Linked DNA regions of Homo sapiens: region 1 is linked to region 2. Evidence: read pairs that join two places in POLR2A ChIA-PET (ENCODE). Cell type or tissue: OCI-LY7. All regions are shown on one strand. Each heading gives the region's core, and the rest is flanking DNA. Links, peaks and the distances in the headings are about the cores only.

Region 1 (5,381 bases), core at 70-5,069, 91 kb before region 2:
CCATATGCCTAGCTTTCAACCTCACAGCCTGCTGGTTCCTGTGAGTGGCGTGGTCCAGCACTCTCTAGGTCCTAAGCTTTGCCTTCTGCCTCCAGAAGGGAACTAGGCTCTCCAGAGGTGGGTCAGAGGCCACAAGGATTTTTTTTCTCCAGAGAGGGGGCATCTAGCACACTCCACAAGAACACAATTAGGTGAGGTGGACAGCTTTTCCCAACTTTTTCTTTTCATAACCTGTACGAGGCATACAGACAGAAAGGGGACAGAGAACCAGGCCATTTTGCCTTTTGTTGCTTATTGGAACAGCCCTAGAGATTTTTAAATAACAGTGAGTCAAAACACTCACTTCTCTTTCCACAGGCAGCCTCACCACCAACCCACCACTCCCCAATCAAAAAAAAAAATTTCTTCCCACATAAAGCCAGCAAATCTTTCTAAAGAAGCACCATAAATTATTGAGTTATTCCAAACTATTGACTCTTCCCAGCACCCGTTTCAGGGGTAAACTCTTACTCTTTCTCCTACACCTCAGCTCACACTCCAAACTTTATCTGGGAAGTGCTTCCTGACTCTCAGGGAGGGATGGCTCTTCATCCTTTAGCCCACGGATGATGGTGGTATTTGAACATCATCGGTTGAGTGAATGAATGAAACTGACTTACTGCTTTCTCAATCCAGCACAATGTCCTTTGTCCTCCCTTTCCCCCATCCCAGTCTCTTCTCAACCCAACAACCAGAGTGTAAACAGTCTAAACTCTAGATCACATCATGTCCCCTCCCTCAAGCCCTCCGCTGGATTCTCATCTCACCCAGCAGGAATCCAAAGTCTTGCCAGGCCTGTATGGCACTCACCTCCTCCTGCTCTGAGCTCCTCTCCTCCCCCCACCACTTGCTCACTTTCCCTGGTCCTTAAACACATTCCTTAGGCATGCTCTAGCATCAATGTCTTTGTATCTGCCATTCTTCCTGTTCGGAGTTTCCTTCCCTCACCACAGACATGCTATCATCTCCTTCAGGTCCAACTGTCACCTTAGAGAGAGCTTTCCTAATCACCCCCTTTAAAAAAAGCACCTTCTCATGCTCTATGCCCCTTACCCTGCTTTTTCTTCACTGCATATATCCCTCCTGTGGCATTGTACACTGACCTGTTTGTTTCTGTCTCTCACCCTATACGTGCCCCAAGAAAGCAGAGAAGTTAGCGTGTTCACTGCTGAGTCCTCAACACCTAGCAATGCCAGGCAGCTGGTCGGTGCTGGGTGGACATCTGAGATGCTGCCTCCCTGTCCTCCCTTCCCATCACCCAGATGTGAAACTCAGGTCAGCTTTCATTCATCTTATTCCTCAAGTCCTCATTTCCTCCCAATTTCCAGGTTCTGCTAGTGCGTATTTTCTTTCTTGGAAGGTTCTCCTTTCTATTCCAGTCGCTACTGGAGTTTTTCACGAAGCAGGCAACAACACAGGCTTTGGAATCCAACAGTTCTGGGTTTGAATCCCAGTTTTGTCAATTAACTCATTGGGTGACTGGAAAAGTTGCCTAACCTTTCTGAGCCTTGGTGCCATCTGCAAAATGGACATGATGAGACCCACTCAGGTTTGTCATGTGGAGCATACAGGGAAATGGGTGACACTGTCTGAACCTAGGCAGCTTCTCAGAAGACATTCACTCCCTTTTTCTTTTCCTTTCAAGGGTTGTGCTTTGGTCAAAATTATCAACTTTCCACACGCTGACTGGACAAACAAGTGCATTTATTGATCTTCTCCCATTTATCTCACAGAAATAGCAAGTCAGACAATGAGTAACTTTTGATCAAAGGGATCTGGAGGTGTTCTATTGAAAGAGGCAGATGGTCCTTGCTTGTCCTGGACCAGGAGCAAGCAGGGCACAAGAAACAGCTGCCAAGAAAAACGTATATTGTTCACTTGGAGAGTTTCCACCACATCAGCAATGGGAACATCACCTGCTTCCAATTTTTTTTTTTAATGCCAGAAAAAAAAAAAAAACCAGGGCCAGTGATGTAAGTGAAAACAGCTGTAACCAAACCCTGAGTTTAGAGGCAGCCTCCCCTGTTACAGACCCTGCTTTGCTTTCTCTAAGGCCAGAAATGAACAAGGGACAGAGGGCTGCGAGGGGATCTGCAGAGCAATGCAAGGCATGTCAATGTCAGCTAACAGGGCCCTAGAGAAATAGCTACGGACTTGCAAAACAGTTTCTCTTTCTCATTCTCCCCCTGGAAGAACCCCAGTTGGTCCAGCTTCTCTACCTAGTAAAAAAGGTTACCAGCCTTCATAACCAGGGTAACAAATGGCAAGCTGAAAGAAGGCTTCTCCTCTGGAAAAGGAACCCAAAAGTCAGACCTCATCAGTCAGAAACACGTGAGCAGAATTCAAAGAAAGAAAGTAGAACAGGACAGGAAGAAATACACTAACGTATCAATAGTGTTTGATCTCAGCATTTTTGTATTTTCCAAGTCTTCAGCATTTTCCACAATGAACATGCAATACTTTCATTGTTAGAAAACATAAAGTTCGTTTTTGATATTTGAAAAAATGATGCAAGCACCAAAAAATGGGTAGGTTAGATACAAGCACCAAAAAAAGAAAAACGGATTAGAGAAGCAGCTAAAAATAAGGGTGGACCAAGTCTGAGACAATTTCCCCACAAATTATTATTTTCCAATATCCTACACGTTAAAGTCTGTATTGTTTGTGAGCACTGCCCCCTGGCTCAGCTTCCTATGCTGGGGGACACCAGACAGTTCCTCGCTTCCAAGCCTAATTTGAGACAAGGCTGGGAGTCAGAAAGGTGGAGTGTGCACTGGCTGGGAGTCAGAGCTAACTGCTTTTGCAAGTGCCTACAGGCCCTCTGATCCTAGGACAGAGATTACTCTGATACATTTGTCAACATGTGGACCTAAAAGGCAAACTCAACTTAATGTTCATTAAGAGACCATATTCCCATAGTTGAACCTCAGAAGCCAGATGCTTTCAAGGGAAAGGGCTGAATTAGGGGTACCACGTTATTCCTGTTAGTTAGCAAGCATGTGTGTTGGTAAAATGATTGGCCTTGCTACTGAAGAAGCAATATGGAGAAATTGCTGGTCAGACAAAAGCAGTGCATGGGCAGTGGCAGAGATAATTCTCCTCTTTACAAATGTATGATTACCTAGGGGCAAAAAGAAAAAATGGAGAAGGTTCTAAACTAGATATCCAGCTGTTAGCCACTAACCAATTAGCTCTGAGACATCTATGAGTTTTAGGTTTCTTCATTTCTAAAATAAGGAAATCAAAACATTATTGTTTACATCACTTATACTTTGAAAATTGATATTACATCCCATGTGATATTCAACTCAAAAGGACCTCTTGCCAGACTCAGGAATGAAAATACTGATACAGTGGATGATCCGCTTCCTGGTACTGGAAAGACACAACTTACCTCCTGGGCCAGAGTCCCAAGACTATGCAGCAATGTTTTTGTGGCTTCAGCCAGCTCCTTGCTCGGGAAGGGAGATGTAGAGTTTAGTGTTCTCTGTAATGAGAAAGAAAACTTTGTTTCTGAATTCAAATGTAAACCTGAAATCTCTATTGGAAATAAACAAGTGAATTAAAACTGTTCACAATCTTGAGTTTAACAAACAAGAAACCGACTCCTAACCAAAACTAAAGACACTACAATTATTTCTAACTGTAAGTTTGCATTTTGTTCATTTTCAAACTCATTCTTTGATTAATGGTTTTAAATGAAGTAGGAATATTGTACTTAAAACTAGTTAATATGCAATAGATTAAAAGGATCTCATGTGGGCTGGGGGGATGTGTCCAATACAACTCTGACCGCAAATTCCCAAATCTGTCTGCGTCTGCAAGATGGGTAATACGGGAATGGCTTTGAGAAACAAGTTAATGACGGCTCACAAGAAAGGAAGAAAATATAAAGTTTAAAGCTGTCAAAAATAGGGAAAGATGGAATTCTGTCACTCTGTTCAAGTCAGCACTGTTTCTAACACTGGAAATTGAATGTAGAACACTTATTTTTACATCGAGTTTTAGTCAAATCTTTATATGTACCAATTCATATATTTAATTGCTGTTATATGTCACCTAACTGCACAGCAGATATAGGACAATAATTCATTAGAACAGGGAAAAGATAAATTAGGGCAGAAAGCATAAGCTAAAGAAAAAAAAGAACAATAATTTACAGACTGTGAAGTCAGAATTGCTATAGCTGAGGAGCCTCAAGTTGGGTTCTGAGTGTTCAGGCTTCCAAAGAGAAAAAGACGTGAGATCAGTTTCTTCACTGTTATTTGTCAAGCAGGAAAAAAGTATCCAGGGAAAATCCACCTTTCTTGATGTTTCTATGAGCATTGTTTTATTCAATATCATATCAGACATCTCTGAAGTTTAGAGAAGGTTGGGCTATTTTGACATTTGTCATATCAGAGACTGCTGTGAAATTATAATGTAGACTACACAAGAAAATGTCTAGAAGTGGCTGGGACTCACTATCTCTGAGAAATAGCTGCCTGGGATGTTTTCTTTCAAAGAGAATTCCAAATGCAGAAGGGATTGAGTATCATTCTGATCATCACAATATCCAAGCATAATCCTCAATGTGCATTTCTAAGAAAACCTGCCTAAAGGTTCTATGAAAGAACTTGTCCAGCTCATTCATCTCTTCTGGAACGGGTTCTTCACCAGAGTCCCAGGACTCCCACATTCACAGTCCTCAAAGGGACCTACGCGGTCTCCCTTAAACGTCAGACTCAGATAGGCCTCTGTGATACGCAGAGGTGTTCATGATTGTTCCTTCCATAGAGAGTAATTCATGAGCAAAAACAGGTGAGGTGTTTTGTTTCTACTTTCTCTCTTTGGGTTCACTTTATAACTAAAGGTTAACACACTAGAAGCCGAACCTAGGGAGAACTTGCCTGGAAAACTATTACAAACACAAACTGAGAGATCTTAATTGAAAGCTATAGGAGGTAAAGTGTTTTTGTGTTTACCGTTAGGCCTACAAGATGACAGATGTTCAAGACAGCATAGCAAAAACAAAACAAACCCAGGACAAAACAAGAAACGCCAGATCCACATAACCTAAATTTAAGAAAAACTTAAAAACGTGGTAGTTAATCCACTTCTTTTATAAGGACTCAATGGAAATAAGATTGTTAGGATTCTTGTCACTCACTCTCCCCCGCCACCCTGTGCCCCAATTCTCCAGTCATGGGAACCTGGGGTAGCTATAGAACCCTGGGCAAATGACTCAAATTCCCCATCCTTCCATTTTCTCGACTATGCAGCAAAGTTTAAAATGCTGTGCACATATCACAGAGTTTTTATAAGCACTAAAACTAGAGGATATGTACAAAGCCCCTCGCACA
Region 2 (5,381 bases), core at 171-5,170:
AGTCACAGCTACTCGGGAGTCTGAGGCAGGAGAATCACTTGAATCAGGGAGGTGGAGGTTGTGATGAGCCGAGATTGTGACACTGCATTCCAGCCTGGGCAACCCAGCAAGACTCAGTCTCAAAAAAAAAAAAAAAAAAAAAAAAAAAGACAAATGCCTAATAGCTGAAATCTTAGAGATTTTCTGGAGAGTGAGAAATGCCTTAAAATAAAATAAATAAATAAATAAAAAATAAGAGGGATAAAAGGACCTGCAGTTCAAATTGAGTCAGCTTAATTCCAATACACAGTTAGACACAGAAACAAATCGAGCAATCAATGGTCAAATAAAAATGTACCAGGAACCATCATTATTTGTGCAGTAGACCGTGTATTGCAGAGGCTCTCAATCAATTCAATTTAATTGGACCAATGTGATCCTCTTCTGTATTAATGTGGCTCCTGTTGACATGCAAGCAAGATTCAAAATTATTATTGCTTCTGGACTTGAGTAAGATGTTTGTTCTGTTTGTCATTGGGATCAAGAGGTTAGCCTTGGCTGGGCACTGTGGCTCTGGCCTGTAATCCCAGCACTTTGGGAGGTTGAGGCGGGTGATCACTTGAGGTCAGGAATTTGAGACCAGCCTGACCAACATGGTGAAACTCATCTCTACTAAAAATTCAAAAAAAATTTAGCCATGCATGGTGGTGCATGCCTGTAGTTCCAGCTACTTGGGAGGCTGAGGCAAGAGAATTGCTTGAACTGGGAGGCAGAGGTTGCGGTAAGCCAAGATCATGCCACTGCACTCCAGCCTGGGTGACAGAGCGAGACTCCGTCTCAAAAAAAAAAAAAAAAAAAAGTTAGCCTGCTGGATTACAGACAAGTACTGCATATTCCACTGGATTTCTAGTTGATTAGTGAGTGATAATTCTTTTTAAAAACCACCCTTCCAACCCTCTTTCCTTCAAGCTATCCCCTTAAGAGCCAAACTGCTGGAAAGATTTCATCTCTACCCCCTCCCTTTTATTAACACCTCACCCACTGCAGTCAAATTTTCACTCTCACAGCTCTGAATCTATTCTGCCCAAATTCATTAACGACTTCCTTAGAGAGAGAGAGGCCAGGGACGGGTTGGGGGGGCAAATGTGATCTCTTTTTTTCTTTTTCTTTATAAAATATTTTTAACATAGAAAAATAAAGAAAAATATCTTAAGCTCAGAAAAACCGCTTAATTGGTGGTGCTGTTGACCTCTTTTAAATCCTTAGGCTATTCAGTCTCTGGTATTTGACACTACTGACCACACTTTCCTTCCTGAAACTGATTCCTCTCTTTTATTTCATGAATCTGGTTCTCTTCTGATTCTTCTGCCTCTTTAACCACTCTTTTTCTGACTATTGTTTCTTTATAGATCTCCTAATACTGGTTTTCTCTTTTCATTTCTACTTGCTCTCCTCATCAATATTATTCACGCCCTTGGCTTCATTTAAGCCCTGTACCTCCAGCTCTTGTCTCCTTGCCAGGCTCACCCACCGTGCGCCCTATGCTGCCTGGTAGAATATCCAGCAGCATGGTGTGTTGGAGCCAGCACACAAGCTCACAAGAGTTGTTTTTGCATATCTCTTTTTGTTTGTTTGTTTGTTTGCATATCTCTACCAGCTAGCTTGAAATCGGCCAACGGCATGAATATTACACCATTGGAAATCCAATATAAATCAGTGTCGATGAAAAGAGTAAAACTCTGTAAAATATTTAGAGATTTATGGTGAGCCAAATATGAGTGATCTTGGCCCTCAGGAGACAGCCCTCAGGAGATCCTAAGAACATGCACCCAAGGTGGTTGGGGTGCAGCTTGGTTTTTAGGGAGATATGAGACTTCAATCAAATAAGTTTAAGAAATACATTGGTTCAGTTCAAAAAGGCAGGGCAACTTGAAGTGGGGGCTTCTAGGTTATAGATAGATTTAAAATTTTTCTGGTTGACAATTGGTTGAGTTTATCTAAAGACCTGGGATCAATAGAAAGGAAATGTCTGGCTTAAGATAAAGGATTGTGGAGACCAAAGTTCTCAGTGTGCAGAGGAAGCCTTCAGGTAGCAGGCTTCAGAGAGAATAGATTGTAAATGCTTCTTAACAGACTTAAGGTCTGTGTTGATGTTAATGCCAGAGAGGCATAATGAGGCCTGTCCGACCCCCACTTCCCGTCATGACCTGAACCAGTCTTTCATGTTAAATTTTAAGAGTGCCCTTGCAGAGGAGGAAGTTCATTCAGATGGTGAAGGGGGGCCTCAGAATTTTATTTTTGGTTTACATCAGGGTTTTGTTTGGTTTGGTTTTTGTATGGAAAGCCACTTGTTAACATTTATTAGGACAAAATTTTGCAGGTCATTCTACAAGTAAATCCAAAACAAACAAATTTCTTGTCTTTCCTTCAAATCTCCTTCTACCATCTGCCTTTTTAAAAATTTTCATTTAATGATATCATCATCCAGACATTCACTATGGGAAATCATAGTCATCCTTGCTTAACTTTTTCATCTGTCTCTATCTTTCTCTTCTCATTTGAAAAAGCACCAAGGTCAGGTCAAGTATACCTCCCAAATATTTTATTTTTTTAATTCATCATTTATTTTTCATTCCCAGTGTCTAAGTCCAAGCCAAACATCTGGGCTTCTGTATTGCAGAACCTCCAAACTGCTGTTCCTGTCTCTAGTTTCTTCCCCTTCCTATTTGTCTTCCCTATTGCAGTAAAGTGATTTTTTGCTTGGGGAAAAAAACAAACAAGCAAACCAACACAAAAACAATCTAATCATATATTTTCTCCCTCCAAAAAAAAAAATTTCTTTTTTTTTGAGATGGAGTCTCACTCTGTCTCCCAGACTGGAGTGCAGTGGCACAATCTCAACTCATTGCAACATCTGCCTCCCGGGTTCCAGCAAGTCTGCTGCCTCAGCTGCCCGAGTAGCTGGAGTTATAGGCACATGCAACCACATCCAACTAACTTTTTGTTTTTTCAGTAGAGACGGGGTTTCACCATTTTGGCCAGGCTGGTCTCGAACTCCTGACCTCAAATGATCCACCTGCCTCTGCCTGCCACAGTGCTGGGATTACAGGCGTGAGCCACCGCGCCCAGCCCATCCCTCAAAATTTACTATGGTTCTCCTTTGCTCACAAAGGAAAAATACCCTCAAAGTTCTGTAAGAAGACCTACAAAGCCTCTGAAAACAAGATATTGGAAGGCCTTTGAAGCCTGATCATATGACCTGCTTCCTCCTCCATCCTCTTCCATCCATCCACACCCCACCCCTTACTCACCCCCATTCTACCAACTCACGACTCTCATCATACTTTCCCATTGCTTGGAAATGCTTCCTCTCATCTCCACTCCTGTCGTCCTGTTATGCTTTTATTCTAGAAGCAGTAGGAAAGAGGGGCAGAAAAAAGAAATTCACTTCCCTCATTAAATGGAAAGTTGTGAGATAGAGGGTATATGAAGAAAGAGAGAGAGATTTTTAAGTATCCAAATTGATAGGCAAATATTACCCCCAACTCAGATCCATTATCAAGTGTAACAATAGATTCACAGAAGCAGTCAGTACCCTTAAATTTGCCAAGAAAATAATTGGACTCAGGGGATTAAAAGAAATCAAGCGCTTATTATAATAGAAGTAGTGCATCTGCGTTTCTTTCCTTATTCAGAGTACTTTTTTGACACTTAAGAATCCATATTCCTGGCTGTGATTTCTGGGATGAGGGACTGTTTTATTTCTTAGCCAGGAGCTTTTCTTTTCTCTGACATATTAATAAGAGAGTAAGTCATTAGAAAAAAAAAAAATCCTAGGAAATGTTCCAGATACTGTTTTCTATTAGACTTCTAGAGAGACAATCCTCTTTCTCTTTCAGCATTTTGGGAACGATTTCTTCAGGAGTGCATGGTTTTTCCTTTGTTGCCCTCAATAGTCTGTGTTGTTTTGACCCATCCTTGCCCAGTATTCCTTATGACTTCTGGAATTGTCTGGACAGAAGAAATACTTTTGCCTTGTCAAAGGTTAAATGTGGAGATGTGCTATGACCCCACTGTGGGAGCAGGCCTTTTATTTTCCTTCTGTATCTCCATTCTTCTGGTGACTGACGTCCAGTGAAATTAGAGCAATTTCTTAGCTGGCTACTTGTCCTGGTGTGTAAATTAGTGAGGAATGAGCTCCATTCATAGAGTCCTGGGCTTGCCACAGAGCGGACCCCAAAGCTGGTTTCCCCTTGAGTGGCTCAATTACCTAACAGAGTTCAACAGGAAGCCCCCACATCTGCCTACTCACCACTGGGATTGGAAGCCCTGGACACACTGCCTGAATGAGAACAGAAAGCTAAGTTGGGGGTGCAGTCTTAAGGTATCTAAGGAAAATAGAATAGGAGGTTGGGGAAAAGAGGGAAAATAATGTAATCATACTCATAAAAACTGAGGGTGTTAGTAGGGTGCAAAGAGGCCCAACATTCTGATAGTTTAGCAAAATGTATCAAGAGGCTTTGGTCCAGGACCAGTGGCTCATGCCTGTAATCCCAGCACTTTGGGAGGCCGAGGCATGCAGATCACCTGAGGTCAGGAGTTTGAGACCAGCCTGACCAACATGGAGAAACCCTGTCTCTACTAAAACTACAAAATTAGCCAGGCATGGTAGTGCATGCCTGTAATCCCAGCTACTCAGGAGGCTGAGGCAGGAGAATTGCTTGAACCTGGGAGGAGGAGGTTGTGGTGAACCGAGATCACACCATTGCACTCCAGCCTGGGCAACGAGAGCGAAACTCCGCCTCAAAAAAAAAAAGCCTTTGGCCCACTAATTTTACTTGGAGGAATTTATACTAAGGAAATATCCGATAGTATGGTAAAAAAAACTTATGTTCAAGAATGTTGTCACTATTTTATTGATGAGTGAACATTTTAAAAATGCTTAATCATCTGATAACAATTCTAAAATACACATTGATAAATTCACATGATAGAATGTTATATAGCCATGAAAGGTGAAAATAATGTTTTCAAAGAGTTGTGATATAGGAAACTGCTCATGGTAAATGCGAATTGAAAAAAAAAGCAAAGCTATATTTATGTGTATGGTTAACATTCAATAAAAAATAACTGTTACTATATTGATAACCTTTTTCATTGAATATATGTGCCTAGAAAAGACTGCAAAAAAAAAAAAAAAAGAAAAAGAAAAAAGAAAAAAAAAATCCCAGATAGGTGCTAACAGCAATCACCTGTGGATGGTAAGATTATAGGTAATTTTTTCATATATGTCTGTATTTTACAAAATTTATAAAATAAACACATGCTATATATATGTATACACACACACACACACACACACACACACACACGTAAATATTTATATATATATATATATATAT

The links. ChIA-PET counts read pairs that join two places held together with the same protein. Peaks named below come from ENCODE experiments on the same cell type or tissue, not always from the same donor. Only the 100,000 strongest peaks of a DNase experiment are listed, where the experiment ranks them.
Region 1: POLR2A ChIA-PET joins it to region 2 with 9 read pairs; 7 of 35 experiments call an interaction of 5 or more read pairs at or near these places.

The regions. Positions count from the first base shown.
Region 1 is chr9:104,842,044-104,847,424 of GRCh38, forward strand. It overlaps ABCA1 (ATP binding cassette subfamily A member 1), which reads right to left. Exons shown (of 50, transcript NM_005502.4): 8 at 3,434-3,526. Among named protein-coding and RNA genes, the nearest start is that of NIPSNAP3B, 81 kb to the left of the region's middle. In OCI-LY7, for the core only: no CTCF peak of the experiment used is centred there; no DNase peak of the experiment used is centred there.
Region 2 is chr9:104,932,705-104,938,085 of GRCh38, forward strand. All of the region lies in intron 2 of LOC105376196 (a long non-coding RNA gene), which reads left to right. Among named protein-coding and RNA genes, the nearest start is that of ABCA1, 7.2 kb to the left of the region's middle. In OCI-LY7, for the core only: no CTCF peak of the experiment used is centred there; a DNase peak (open chromatin) is centred at 2,177; H3K4me3 peaks cover 433 bases.